2 separate regions of the Mus musculus genome follow, and region 1 is linked to region 2. A link is a loop called in an ENCODE intact Hi-C map of the cell type or tissue named here. Cell type or tissue: gastrocnemius. All regions are shown on one strand.

Evidence for each region. Peaks named below come from ENCODE experiments on the same cell type or tissue, not always from the same donor. Only the 100,000 strongest peaks of a DNase experiment are listed, where the experiment ranks them.
Region 1: it touches region 2 in a loop (2.6-fold over the local background); 2 of 42 quality-filtered maps call a loop at or near these places.

What each region holds. Positions count from the first base shown.
Region 1 is chr1:139,065,189-139,073,188 of GRCm38, reverse strand. The region is part of intron 9 of Dennd1b (DENN/MADD domain containing 1B); the gene reads right to left. Among named protein-coding and RNA genes, the nearest start is that of 4930596I21Rik, 92 kb to the right of the region's middle. In gastrocnemius, no CTCF peak of the experiment used is centred here; a DNase peak (open chromatin) is centred at 3,993.
Region 2 is chr1:138,907,558-138,915,557 of GRCm38, reverse strand. No RefSeq gene overlaps it. Among named protein-coding and RNA genes, the nearest start is that of 1700019P21Rik, 35 kb to the right of the region's middle. In gastrocnemius, a CTCF peak has its summit at 3,171; no DNase peak of the experiment used is centred here; H3K4me3 peaks cover 1,478 bases; H3K27ac peaks cover 1,572 bases.

The sequences.
Region 1 (8,000 bases), 160 kb before region 2:
TCTGGGCTGGTAGTCTTGGTTTTATAAGAGAGCAGGCTGAGCAAGCCAGGGGAGGCAAGCCAGTAAAGAACATCCCTCCATGGCCTCTGCATCAGCTCCTGCTCCCTGACCTGCTTGAGTTCCAGTACTGACTTCCTTTGGTGATGAACAGCAGTATGGAAATGTAAGCCAAATAAACCCTTTCCTCCCCAACTTGCTTCTTGGTCATGATGTTTGTGCAGGAATAGAAACCCTGACTAAGACATATAGTAATCACATAATGTAGCCTAAACATGCTATAAAATCCTTTCAAGAATTCACCTTTTTATGAACTAAAGTAGCAAGAACCATCTTTGCATTCCACAAGAACCCAATGTGTGTTTTTCTTTGTGGCAGTGACTGCAAACGCCAGACTTGCTTTAATTCCACCTAACACCAGCGCACAGGAACTAGACATGACTGCTGACTGGGGAAGCTTTCTGCACTGACCCACTTAGAAAAAGATTTTTTTTTTTTTTTTTTTTAGTTTGGATTTTTTTTTCTGGGAAAAAGGGTTATGTGCCCTAAATTTTTTCTGTTTATAAATGTACTAAATCATAGCAGAAGAGGGTGTAGAAACAATGTAAGAGCCAGAGGAAATGGAGGAGACCAAATAAATAAGGTCTTCTAAATCAACGTGAGCGAAACTCAAATGAACTTACAAAGACAGAAGAAATATGCCCAGGGTCTGCACGGGTCGGCAAAAGGTCCTCTGGGCCTACTTTATATCTTCCAGTTGAGTGGGTTTTTGAACTCCTAAGTATATGAATAAGAAGGTCTCTGACTCTGGTACCCTCTCTTGTACTCTTTTCCTCTGTCATTCTATCTTATCCAACATTCATATCATAGTTTTTGTTTTAATCTCATATTTTTATATTTAAAATATAGATCAAATAATCCCATTATATTGTTAATTAATATGCAAACTATATTTCTATATATCAGGTATAGCTTAAAAGAAAAACTGACTGCCACTGAAGTGAATTTAGTGTGCCATGCCCCCTCCTCTATTTCTCATAATGAGAGGGTGTGCATGAGGTATGTATGTGTGTGCACAAGTGTGTGCAGTGCATGAGTTTGTACAGCCTAAAGCAAACATCACATATAGTTTTCTATTGTTCTCCATCCTTAAAAGTGGGGGGGGGTCCCCTTCTACTTTTAGCTCACCATTTAAGTTAGAATGGCAGGCTTGTGAGTCACTTGGATCAGCCTGTCTCCTCCCCTTCTATGGTAGGGTAATAGGTGTGGCCATCACAGCCCAGCTTTTATATAGGTACTAGGAATCTCAAACCAGATCCTCATGCTTGTGCAAAAGCAACTCATAGATCCTGAGCCGTCTCCCCAGTTCTGTTAAGAGTTTCTACTAAAATGATAGGCTTTGTTTCATTGATACCACTACAGAATCACAATTTGTAACTTTTAACATCTTCATACATAGTAACTGACATAAGAATTTTAACAAAGTCATCAAGATGAATCAGTAGAGGCTAGCCTCCAAGACTGAAAACCTGAGTTGATCCTCAGAATCCACATCAAAGAAGGCATGAACTGATTCCCCCACGTTCCCTCTAACTTACACACACACACACACACACACACACACACACACACACACACACACACACTGTGGCACACAGACATGCACATACAGGCACACAAAATGTAAATAGATTAATTTAAAATGTTTTGATCAATTTACAAAGAAATCAATACTCTAATTAATAACCTATTTCTAGAAAAATTTGCCAAATGCCAAGTATTTCTTTTAACATAAAGCTCTTCCTTTGTTTTGGGGTGTTAACTATTTCAAATTAACTCCCAGAGTAAAAGATTTATTTGAGCTTATACTTGGAAGTCACAGTTCACTGAGAGAAGTCAGGTCATAAAGTGGTTCAGAGCCCATGGAAGAACACCATTTACTGGCTTGCTCAGCTAGCTTTCTTTACAGCCCAGGACCTCCTACATAGGGATGGCACTGTCCTCATGAGACGGAGCACTCCTACATTAACATGCCAACAAACCAGTCTGATAGAGGCAATCTCCAACTGAGACTCCATCAGGGAAAAAAAATCGACAGCTGAAGCTTACTAGTAGACTAGGGAACTGTTTCTGAATTGGCAGATAAGATTACCCCCAGCCATGAAATCTATTTGCTAAAGAAGTACTGGCCACTGGCCGCAGTGACTGGTTTCAACAGACAAAAGGAAACAAGAGCAAAGAGGACTAGAAGTAGAGCCAAGGGTGTTTCTGTAGTAATTCTTGATACTATCTCAATGCAAATAAATGAATAATTTTAATAACAAGACAACAACAACCCCCATGACTAACTTGGAGATGCTTAAGGAACAAAAGACGGTGTCACTCTACCAAGAAAAACTCAGCCTTCTGAGGTTCTGGAGCAGGATGAAAATGAAGATGCATGGACAAGATGCCACATGCATCAAACACAGTCTCAGGGCCAGTTACAGGAACAAACACAGCAATTTCATTTATGGAGCACATGAAAATGAACAGTGAATACAAAACTAGTCTTACTGAGAGAGAGTCTTACATTTACCTCATACTATACAAAGGCCAAAAGAATCCTAAGCCAGGTCAGCTCACACACTGAACAAGAATCAACATTGCACTATAAATAAGCAGAACTAAAAAGAGTTCAAGATGGATTGACACTTTTTCCTGGAGTCATTAACATTTAGATCAGCTTCTTTAAAAATTAACATCCTGTAACAGAAAACACATACACAAAACCCATCATTTAAAAAAATAAAGTCTAGGGGTCTGGAGAGAAGGCTCAAGGGTTAAGAGCAGTGACTGCTCTTCCATCTGTAATAGGATCCGATGCCCTCTTCTGGTGTGTCTTAAGATAGCAGCAGTATATTCACATACATATAAATAAATAAATAAATTGTTAAAAACAACAACAACAACACAAAGTCTACATGTAAATTGGCCTCTCATGCATAAAAACACAATTTTGAAGTTAAGAAATTGCAACTTAATAAAAAAGCTCAAGGATTTCACTGATACTTCAACATCAGCCTAGCAGTGAGTATAGGACGTGTTCAGGAGTAAGAAGGATGGGAGGAGCTGGAAACTAGAATGTTTTATCAGGGGGAACCTTGAAAACACACCTGGGCAAGAATGAAAGGCATGATTTCATGTATTCACTCAAATGTCCTTTTGTTAAAGCCTGCTGTGCATGACTACTGCCTGAAGAGACAGTCTCCTGAGAGCGACCACATCTGACGAGAGGTCCAGCACAGAGTCCCTCAGGAAGCTGGGATACATTTGGCCCAAGATCCAGGTATTCTACTCTTGGGAATATACCCAAAGGACACTCTGTCCTACTACAGAGACAATAGCTTAACCATATATGTGTGTGTGTGTGTATGTGTGTGTGTATGTGTGTGTGCACGTGTACTCTATTCATAGTAGGCAGAAAACTGTAAACAGCCTAAATGTTCATCAAGAGATAAATGGAAAGAAAATGCACATTTATACTATGGAATGTTGCTCAGATGTTTTAAAAAAATGAAATTATGAAACTCTAAAGTTCATTAGTGGGAATGATGAAATACTAGGAAAAAGCATAAAGATATATTTGGTTTTATAACAGTCATGATTAAAGGGCAAAACTGCATGAAGGTTGAGAACACATTCTTTGAGAGTCAGACAGATTAGTTTAACTACACACTAGTTTTATGAGGATGGAAAGTTTGCCTGAGTTTTAAAAGATCTCTTTTTCAACTATCTACTTTAGACATCAACAACACTTATAACATAATGAGTGATAATTAAATCATTTTAAATTATTTGCTCATAACGATGACTAACACACTATGCACTGTTACAGAGATGATACTGATAATATCTTATGCAAATTGAGATGTTGGTGATCAATATATGTTACTGAAAGAAATGTCCATGAGAAGTGATCGTTCCCTTAACTAAGACAGTGGGCAGCTGGAATGGAGCCAGGGGTCAGAGAAAAGGAGCTGCAGAAGCAGGATCTAGGCGTCTCTGCTGGGGAAGATGCAGGAGTGGATGAGGTCATTGACCAAGTCAGCCCTAAGTAGTAAGGTATGATTATCAAAACAGACAAGGTCTCTGTGAAAATGTTGAGTTCGGTATCTACAGTCAGGTGCTTGACAGTTTATAACCAGAGGGCACACATCAAAAGAAAAATGCTGCCAAACTCCAACATAAGAATTAAAAAAAGAAGAAACCATACAAATACAGAAATCAAGTTATCTTCAGCAGCAGTTTGGGCAAAGAACGGAGAAGACGACAGACAGACAGACAGACAGACAGACAGAGACAGATGATAGGTAGGTAGATAGTAGATAGATAGTAGATAGACAGACAGACAGATAGATCTTTTCTTAAACTTCATGTTTATAATCAATAGCACAAAATCAAGTCATCATCCTTCTATATAAAACCTAATTGAGGTACCAGAAATCCTCCAAGATCAATGCTGTGGTGAGCAGCATTGTAGGAGCCAAGCTGGTAGAATCTGCATGGTAACTGAATGCACCACTAACAGGATGCCATGGCTGTCATATAAAACCTCCTGATGTATGAAGTGAAGGCCAACTGTGTATTTTTAAAAGACAAAGGCTGCTAAGCTCAGCCAGAAAAGGGTGCACACTTCCCTGGAAAAAGAGGGAAACTGTGAGACAGGGGAAATAGTGCTGAGAGTTTTTAAAAGGCCTCTTCCTCCTCTTATTCCTCTTTCTCCCCCTCCTTTCCCTGCTCTCCCCCTCCTCCCCCAGCACCACACCAGCACCAGCAGCACCCTGCACACATGCCTTCCTGCAAAGTGTTTCACAAGCACCTCATCCCAGCCATCTCCCACTTAGTCACACTCAGAAAGCTCTGATGGAAATGTCTGTTCAGAGGGGCAGCGTATATATGTACATAATACACTGGTAAGCAGTCATTATCCACAGTTTCAGGAACTTATTCAGAATATGGGGATTGTAGGATAATGCAAAATTTAAAATTGTTCCTAGAAGACCTCTAAGAAAATTCCAGATCCAAAGTTTACACCGTGCTTCTCTGCTACCATCTTAAACCCAGGGCAAAAGCACTTCAATAATTTCCATCAGGAAGCAAACCTGGGTGCGTTCTGTTCTCTCAACAACTGCTCAGTCTTAATCTCCAGAAAAGCACAGTGTGGTTGAAGTTTCAGTTAAATGAAGATGTCCCCACTAAGAGAAGAAAAATTAATATATCCAATGTAGAGAATGATGTTAAAATGCTCTGGACTCTCTTAGTCAAAACCTTAAAAACTACTATCTAATAGCTGATTTTCTGATCACAAGATGTCTTTCTACATATGCCCTTGATAGAATTAATGAGAAGGTGAGAGAAAAGCATATGCTTGCATGCCTGGGGACAGCAATAACAAAGGAGAACGTATACTTTATTAACACAATTCCAGCACTCACAGCATACCACTCACTCTAAATATTCCAGAAATAGTACGCATCTATAATCAAATGTCTGTAAATGGTATGGGTACATCATTAAGAGGACGATACTTACCAACTATATGTTGGTCACAATAGTGCTAACATTTAGACATCTGCTTTCAAGAGATCCACTGCTTTTACCTGCTTCTACAAACCATAAACGTACACCCTAGTTAACATATTACTGACAGGATGATGAGAAAGAGCTCTTGTCAGATGCTGGCCAGCTGGGTGTTTGAGACAAAATGCACAGCCCCAGCTGACTAGTTAGAGGAAGTCTGGTGAGGTACAATTACAGAGGCATATGACAAGGCTTCACGCCTGACTGATTTGAGAACCCATGACATGGCTTTAAACAGCAGTCCTCCAGATCTACAATCACAATACAGCAATAAGTCAACTGATACAACTGTATAGAATCATGATTTATTTCTCTGCTTTGAATATATGAAACCATAAAATGAGGTTGTGCTAGTCTGCTAGGATTCACTCTGACTTAAAACATTAGGACTGCCTACAGCATGCATAAAATCAACAAGCTTGTTGAGACTTCCAGAAGCAATTCTGGGTACTGAACAATATATACATCAAAGAACACAAGCAAAACTGGTGATGTCCTAACTCATTACACTTAAGCACGTAAAAATATAGTAGTACTAACACTATACTACAGTTCTGCAAATGGGAAAGGACTCATTATAAGTTCTGAAACATAAAGAAATTGATAACTGGTTTGCATAACTTAAAACTAATTATAAAGTTTATACCTTCATGAAAATTACAAATTATCTTAATTGCAAACATTCTATGAAGAAAATCATCTTCAAGTTATCTGATTTACTACTACCAGACACCAGTGAAAATCCCCCTGCAAGTTCCTAGGCTGGCATCTATTTTATGTGAAAAGTATGATGAAAGAGTAATGGCCAAAGGAAAACAATCTCACAAAGTAGCAATAAAATTATCAATGTTAAGGCACTTTAGTGTGTATTCATTCTTAATAGCAACTCAAATGCCAACTACAGCTGTACAAAGTAACCAGGGGCTGTGAAACACAGCTTCATAAATTAATGTTGAGCACGACAAAGTATCTATAGTATATGAAAATACAAAATGTAAAAAAGTTTAGAACCAAGGCAATTATTCTTCCTTTGTGCGTTTTAGTGATTTCATTAAACATTTAAAAAACACACAAACTAATGTTCCTCTACTTTATGTTATAAGACCCTGACCTTCTGCATCACTCTGCACGTAGTTTATAGCACTTGCATTTATTCAGACTGCATATGCAAGAAAACTGTTCAAGGTAGTAAAGCCCCTTCCCATGCATAAGAAGGGTGAAGACATTACAAAAGCAAATTAGAATTATGCTTATTTTATCAGCCCAAATGACCCAGAAATGAAAGCAAAAGAGAACTAAAACATAAGATGGAACCAGGAGCTTTCATGGATTGCCATAAACAATTGATACGAGGCCCACCGTGAACACTGGAAATAATTCTGTTTAATAACAAGCTTTATTAAAATCTGCTTTTCAAAATAATAAGTCCAGAATACTAACAATGTTACATTGATAATCACTGACCAGATATACCATGCAGACATAATCCGAATCATTTCCTATTGGTGTGTCTCCTTACTCTCAACAGCCAACCAAGCACATCGAGATGGCTGTTCCTCTCACTTCACATGTGAAGAAGCAAAGTCAAATAAAGGTTACCCCACCATTAAGAGGGGGCTATATATTAAAAACCAAGAAAGACAGCAGTATTTTTCTAAAGCCTGGATTCAGATTTCCTCATGTGTTTTCCTAAACAGTCATTATATTTCACCCAAAGAGCTCATTCCCAGCTTGGTCCCCATTTGTTTAAGTTCTACCTCATTAGAGATGTAGTCTATCCACACACTCACTTTGTACAAAACACAAACCTACCACTCACCGCCAGCTTGGACATACTCATTTTATCTCTTATAACTTGGTACACATTCCATGGTCCACATGACACAACAGATCCTTTTTTGTTCAGCTGTTTAAGGATTGCACGCCAGTTTATATGAAGACACAAACTGGCCTTGGTTGTCTTACTGCTGAATTTGGCTAGGACAGTGGCAGGCACAAAAATACTGTATGTATGAATTACTTCCTAAAACTACAAGACAGCTCTTATAATAATCTTTGTCATGAGAATAATTCCTGTCAGAAATGTCTTTAGAATTTTAAAATTATGTGTGGAAAATGAGAAGTGAGAAAGGGAAGATCAAGAAGGAGCCCATGTGAGTGGCCAGCCCTGAATGGCCAAGGGAGAATCAGTCAGCCGGGTTCCTCAGCAGCTCTCAGAGGAAACACTAACTGAGTCACTCTCTAGTACTTACGTCCTGATGCTGTCGCCTCATATCTCCATATAATTCCTTTACATACAATTATTTTCAATATGAGCATATTTTCAATTTCAAAGGTAATGATTCTAACAATGTTACTCACTCTGTATCTGCAGTTTGCAT
Region 2 (8,000 bases):
GTGATGAGTTGTGTAAAACGGAATTGAATTCCTTCAATCTAAATCCCTTGCTCAATGTTAAGCAGCCATTCGCCTGCGTTCTAAGCCATTCGCCTGCGTTCTAAGCCTCTTTCTGAACATAAGATAAAGGTACTCATCAAAGGATTAACTTTGTTTGTTTGTTTGTTTGTTTTTTCGAGACAGGGTTTCTCTGTTTAGCCCTGGCTGTCCTGGAACTCACTCTGTAGACCAGGCTGGCCTCGAACTCAGAAATACGCCTGCCTCTGCCTCTGCCTCCAGAGTGCTGGGATTAAAGGCGTGCACCACCACGCCTGGCAGAATGAACTTTTGAATAAGACACCAAAGCAGTGTGGAAAACAACAAACAAACAAACAAACAAACAAACAAAATTCTCCAAATTGCTTATATGAACTCTTTAAGGTTTATGCATGTCAAAGAGACATATTAAATTTCAGTTCCTGAAATATTTTTTCTATTCCCAAGATAAGGCAAATTCTTCCCTTTTCTTTCGACCCACCAACAAGAAGATTGTTTTCTGTTTCCTGACAAGTAGGTGGCATAAAACAAAACCTAGGAAACTCTGGTTCCTTAATAGTTTTACTCTTATTCAAATGACACAGTTTGCAACTCAGACACAGTTTATTAGGCCCACTATGTGGCAGACACACTTTGGAATTTAGAATTCATACAGAAAACTTTAGAATCTATTGTTACATGTCAGCCTATGTACTACTATATTCCTTCCTGCCACTCAAAAAAACCAAACAAACAAAAACCTATAACATCAGCCACATGGTGGTGATGCATGTTTTTAATTCCAGTACTCTGGAGGCAGAGGCAGGCACATCTCTTAGTTTGAGGCCAGCATGTTCTACAGAAGAATGTGTTTCAGGACTACCAGAGAAACCCTGTCTCAAAAACAAACAAACAAACAAACAAACAAATGCAAAAAACCATAACCATCTAATTATCATTACAATGATTTGTCTATATCCTCTCAGAGGTTTTTGAGCTTGCCAAGGCTTGAGTTTTTACGTAAAGTGTTCATTTTTCTACACCCCACCCCCGTGTCTAATACAGGGTTAGGCATAAGAGAAGACATATAGTAAATATGTTGAAATACATGGGTGGAGAAAAATAAAAAGCATAGCAAAAACTGAATCCCAGGGGTCAAGGATGCTCAAGACCATATTGTTAAACAGCAAAGCTGAGACTAGAATTCCAACTTCAAGAGGGAGTTAGTGAAATATAATGTCATGCTCATATTCACTGCTAAATTTGCAAACACTGAGAGAGTGTAAGAAAGAACAACAGGGGCAGAGGGGGGGGGCAACGTTCTTTGGTACAAAACAGGTAAAACAATTTTCTTTTTAGTCTGTCTGGCTTCCCAAACTCAAAGCATCTATGATGCTACAAAGATGAACCTTATCTGTTCAGAGAAAGACCCTCGTTGTTCATGGTATGTTTACCATGAATAAGCTAGAATTTATTATTCACGCTCCTTATACTACATATGACTCCCCCCCTCAAATAGTTGGCAAAAAGCAGTAAGTCCTTCTACTGTTTCCTTCAGTTCCACTATGAGGTCCTAATCACAGGGGTTTATCACTCATAATACTAAATTATTATATTTTATGTAGAAATATAGAAATGTTCAAAGTGTATATATTAGTAAAATTTAAATATATTTATCACTTTGGAATTATCCCACAGAAATAAATTTATAACATTTTTTAATAACAGAAACAAGTGTGAATACATGATCCAAAACTGTTCCATGGAGTTTCCTATATTTGGACACAGGTCAGAGGTCGGCACATTCTGCAGGCAAGAGTTCCATCGAATTCTGGGAAACCCTTATCTTTGTGGCCATGAAAACTCCCCTGCCAGGTAAGTACAACACAAAAGAAAAAATCTTCAAATTAGGGGCTGGAGAGATGGCTCAGCAGTTAAGAGCACTGACTGCTCTTCCAGAGGTCATGAGTTCGATTTCCAGCAGCCATTGGTAATGGGATCTGACACCCTCTTCTGGTGTGTCTGAAGACAGCTACAGTGTCCTCATATAAATAAAACAAATAAATCTTTAAAAAAATCATCGGACTAAATAAAATTTGATATTGTCTTATAGTATGTGTCCTTCAAAGTCTGTCAGCTACAATCATGACAGAAAACACGAGAGTAGAACGCAGCTCCAAGGAACGCGAGGGAAGACACGCTACACTTCGGATTTTGAGTTATTTTCATTCATGGTAATAATTGCCAAAAGACAGGGTCATTTTCCAAGAAATTTATGTTTTGTTTTTTTGGACTCTCTGCTCCAGCTGGTGTAGCGATTTCAGAGTACTCCGTTCCAAATCTCAGTTCCAGCTCCTCGCTGTTTTATCTCCCACCCTGATCACCAAGGAGGGGCTCACAGGTCCTGAGGGGACAGAGGGAGGGGGAAGGAGGAGGAATTCCTCTTGACTCTTAAAGCCCAGTGTTGACCCACATTTTTTAGGGTGATATAGCCATTTAGACACACTGACTACAGATATACTCCCTGCTTCTGGTTTTTTTCTACGCAAGGGAAGACAGGCTGTTTTGCAGTAACCTTTTCCACTCCTGCCCACGCTGGTGGCTCCAGACCATGCTTTAAATCATTGTCTTCATGAGCTACAAGTAAACGCTCTCGCAAAGCGCTTCAAATTCAATGGCATATTGTAAATCACATGCTGGCTTTTTCAATTGCCTGGACATTATTTTTGAAGATCTTTAACTATTTTTTTTTAAGTGCAGCAGATTTGTGGGAAAAAAAAATTGGCCAAACTTTCTATATCATTTGCCAAATTCTGAATTTTAACTGTAGACTTTCCATTAATCTCATCGTTAGTTTTAATAGATGTGCTCTTTGGTGCTCAGTAAACAATAATTTCCTTTTACTGATTATGATATTGTCCTTCAGAGTCAGGTCTCACCAAGTCACACAATGACTTCCGACTGAAAACTCTCCACAATGTCTCCTAGCACCCAGGGGGATAAACAGAGATGGAAGCCAGACCCATTTCTCACTCTTGTGAAACACCTTGGCTCCGTTAGCGTCCATGTCCTCCTCAATGTGGCAATGCTGTCAGGCTTTTCCTCACGTAGTTTCGACAGCTTCCTAGTGCGCCCTCTCTGTCCTTAGAGAACACAGCAAAGGTTTCTCTTTCTTCCTGTGCCGAGAATTCATTTTGAACATTTTTCTGGTGTGTCAGCTTAGGTAATCACACAGACATGCTCTACCAATGATGTCATCTTATTTGTGTCTCTCTAAGTCCCACCTACTCTCACCATCCTCTGTACAATGAAAACGATAGAAAGCTGTAGGTGCTGAGAGAATATACACACATAAACAAACTGCCTGGCTCATGCTAAGTGCTAAACGTGTTGGTATACTTCTTCCCTCTGTGCCCTACAATTTAATTTGTTTTATGTGGCTCAGTCCTGACCTCCCAATAAAATGCCCCCAAAGAAATAATTATATATACCTTTACTTTGAAGCTTACAAAACTATGTTCTGGGAGAAGCCTGTGGGACTCAGGAGAAGTCGTAGGGAGATAATCAACTGGAATTTGAATTAACTTGTTTCCTGAAATAGATTAATGAATGTTTGTGGAGACTGAGTTGGGTGCTCATGTTGGGAAGAGAGGCTCTTGGTACTTCTTGCTGATATCCTTGTGGGCAAACCTAAACAGTCTGCCTGACTCAGTGCTGGCTCTGCCACTTGAAGAATGCTTCTGGGACTCCCCTTCCTCTTCTGTGAAATAGTGGCAGTGGTGTTCCTATTCATTAATTGGTTCTATCAAATGAGTATGCAAGCATATGCACACATATGCAGTTTCATTCACATGAATGGCATATAAATGCTTGCTGCTGTAATGATTTTACCATTGTTGTTGTGCTGTCCTTAACTGTGGACAAGATGCAGCAGGAAGCATGATAACTTGGTGGAAGGGTGCAGTCTGTATTCAGACAGATCTGGCAGGTCTATCTATATCTAACTTGGATATATCTATATCTAGATATAGACCTGTCTATAGCTAACATATATCCCATATATATTAACTCACTTGATACCTGTTCTTTAGTATACAAAACAAGGCCAATACCTGTATATTATTACTTTCTTATCTCTTTAGATGTGATGATAGTTCCAAAACTAGGGTTGGTGGCAGGTGGTATTTACAATTCCAGTACTTGAGAGCCTGTGTGTGGCTCTTAAAAGGACCATGAATTCAGGGCAAGCCTATGCTATCGAGGGAGATACTGGCTCCCAACCTTGCAAAAAATATACTAATTATAAAGTAATTAATACTGTGGCTAGTGCAAAGAAGGTCTTAAAAATGAAATTGATATGGATATCATTGTTGTGTTATTTTATTTCTTTTACTTTAAAATGGGCCATTATTTTATTTTTATTTTTTTAATGAAAGAAATACTAGCTAATTAACAATGGGCTATTAAGATAAAATGTATTCTATTTTCAGGTAACAAAGAATAAAGGAAAATGTCTTAAAGGTTGATTAAATATACTAGTTTTGCTACATGAAGGATGACAAAATAATCCTCTGTAGCACATCCACAGACTTGGAACTAGAGGCTGTGGGAAGCAACATTTGAAGTATAGCCAGTCCTTCGCTGGGTCAGATGTTTCAAGGCCTGAGGGTGTGACAATATTGTTTTTGTTGCCACAAGCACGGCAGAAAGCTACTGGGAATGTATGTCTTTACATGGATTTTTTTCTTTTCCCCCAATATCTTGACATAAGTGATTCATCTAAACACAGTGAAACTAAGCTGTTGGTGGAATGTTACCATTATATATTATTATAATGGCCTGCTCCCAGGCATCTCTGTTTTAAACTCTAAACCAACCTGAACATAAACTGCGTTTCCCATCTCTTTAGTTTGGTAGATTTTTCCTTTTTAATTCCAGTTATACATTTTACTTCATTTGCTCTGGGTAATCATGAGAAAAGTTTCTCCTTTTCTTTTTCTGGTTCTCAGACCCTACAGAATAAACTGAATTGGGAGAAGCACTGCGACCAGATGTTTGATAGGCACAAGGAAAACAAAGAGAAATCTTTATTCTTTGGGGGAAACTAAATTCCGAGAGTGTGGCCCTGACCGGGTAGACAAGGAGCTGGGCTCTCTCCTTGCCTGAGCACATCTTCTGATTAGCTTTGCTTGAAGGCTGACCGGGATGGGCACAGTGTCTTTCTCATTCACATCTAGGCGATTTGGGGGTGTTAAATTTTACACAGAGAACTAAGACCTTTGCAATGCCAGAATCTAAATCATTCCTGCCACGGAGTCTAGTCTAGCACCATGCCTCATCAGATAAATGCTGCTTGCTCTGTGTCATAAGAGGTTTGGAATCAGCTAACTTTAAAGTTTTACAATATAACTATTTCCTTTTCGTTCCTACTTGTTCTTCATTCAATATCAATCTCTAAATGGCTTTTTAAAGAAATTGTGCCTTATTTTATTTCCAAGAAATGCTAGGGTGTGCATTCCTAGTCCAATTGGTGAACATATGGCTCTCATCTTCTTGGCACTACAGGGTGGAAAAGGCCAATTATCTGAGATCAAGAAAAGATCACAGAATAGGAACGTGTGTGGTAGAAGGGCGACACCCATGCATATTTGCACAACCTTTCTATTTATAGCTGCAGCATGTATGTGCTGCCTCCAGCCAACAGGGATATAGTTGGTGTCCACTGGAGAGTATTAGATACTAGCCAAGTGCTGGAAGACATTCCCCCTCCCATGCAGCAGGCACTCCTTTGTGCTATTTTGAAGCAATGTGGGCAAGACTCTTTGTTACAAAAATAATATAAATATATTTCCTAAGTACAGCTAAACAGCAATTATTTAGATGCAATGGTAATACTACTGAGTAAAGCTGGAACACACACACACACACACACACTCGTCCCACCACACCAATTTAAGATGGAACACAGTCAATTGGCCACAGCATTCCTGATAAGTGTCTCCAGCCCTGATTCTTCTTTGTAAGATGAAGAAGAGGGACAATTTGAAACAATCATTAACCGCCTGCTGTTTGAAGGCAGTGCTGACCAACAGTAATCAGGCAAACATTTGCTTAGGAGAAGGCTTGATGCTCAAGCTCGCAGCCATGACAACAATAGCATCCTAAGTAAATGTACTTTTGGTCAGGCATGTTGGCACATGCCCAAGAGCCCAAAATCATTCTTCGAGATTTCAAACAGTAGAATTGTATACGAGTCTTAACTGTGATAAAAATCAGTAATTCCAACACAAAGCCAAAAGAGTCTCAGAATAAAACTTTAAACTATGAAAGGGTAAAACCTCCCCTAACTCCTTGTTCTAAAGACTGTGCTAAGTGGCTTTCCCAGAGAACAGACTCTGAGATAAAGTTGGGTCATATGCGGGTATGATATGTATAAAATGAGGAAGAATGAGTGGGGGAGGTTATTAGATCTGAATGCAGAACTGATAAGATTTCTGCCCCTTGCATGGATTCCAGAATCAAAAATGTCTTCCAGGGCATCTTACATTAGGTCGAAATAGCTTGAACATTGACTAGTTCTTTGTTCAGTCATCGTCTGGGGAACCCCTTCCCAGCGACAGCATGAACAAGAGATGGGTCAGACGAAGGTAATAGCTGGACACAGCCATCCATCTACACACTTTACATCTGACAAATGAGACTGTTTCTGAAAAATGGTTCCGAGTGGGGCTTCCTTATGAGCTACAAAGATAATCTCCTGTATTTTCTTTCAAAACAAAATAATTTTTCCACCATAAATATGTTTTTGAGTGAAGTATTCTTGAATTAGAGCTTTAAATTTCTCTGTCATTCACTAAATCATCCATCGCTTCCTGAAGAATTTGAATGTAGCCGTCTAATGAGACTTTGGAGGTGTTGTGGGATAATAGATTTGGAGGGCTGGAAGGAAAATCCCTTAATTTTTGTGCTATTTAAGGATTGCACACACAATACACTATTTGTGTGCATTATGATTTGGATCTCATTTTTTTAATGTCTAGTTGGTGAGCAAAGTGATAAATTCAGCTCTGATTCATGACACTATATTGTGAAAATACTCTAACACAGGTGATTGCAAGTAGACAATGCAATGTCACCTGGGGAAGAGGTGGGACAAGAAACATAGTCACACACAGTATAGAGTATTTCCTTAGACTGCTATCATAACTGCTAATAGCCTCAGGCATAGATAATTCTCATGCACTCAGTAAAATAATTAGTAAGAGATTAGCTTTGAGTATTACCTTTGTTTCAATACAATTCACTTAATCATATGTTCCTATTATACAATTTTAATAGCTCTTGGGTTTAATAGCCAAATCACTAACTTTTTAGAGATTTTAGAAATACAGGGAACTCAAGAGACAGCTCAGTGGTTGAGAGTGCTTATCTCTCCGGCAGAGGACCTGTTTCTTTGCCAGCACCTACATCAGGTGGCTCACAAATCTCCATTAACACCAGCTCCAGGAGATTTGATATCTTCCTTTGGCTTTTGTGGACATCTGAACACACATGGCACAGACTTCTTCAGATATACATAGACACATACATGTTTTTAATGAAGGGGAAAAAATGCCAATAGAGCTGGCATGGGCAACTCTAGTCCAACACTGTAACCTGGACCATTGCCTGTTATAACAGAGTAACTTCAGGACACATGCACAAGGTCTTGGACATGAGAATCTGCTCCACAGTGCTATTTATATTAAGGAAACTCAAAAAATGACAGAATTATCCATAAGGACAAAGTCGATAATCTTCAAATAGGGCCATGTCAATTAGGCCTTCATACAACAACAGAGATCAGCCTCAAATGAAAATTGCAAATAAGCATAACAACAAATATGTAAAAATGTAATATGCACATACATATTTTGGATCCACTTTAGAAAAATATGCATATTTAGTTAAAGTGTAAAAAGCATGAAACACACAGACAGCACTGT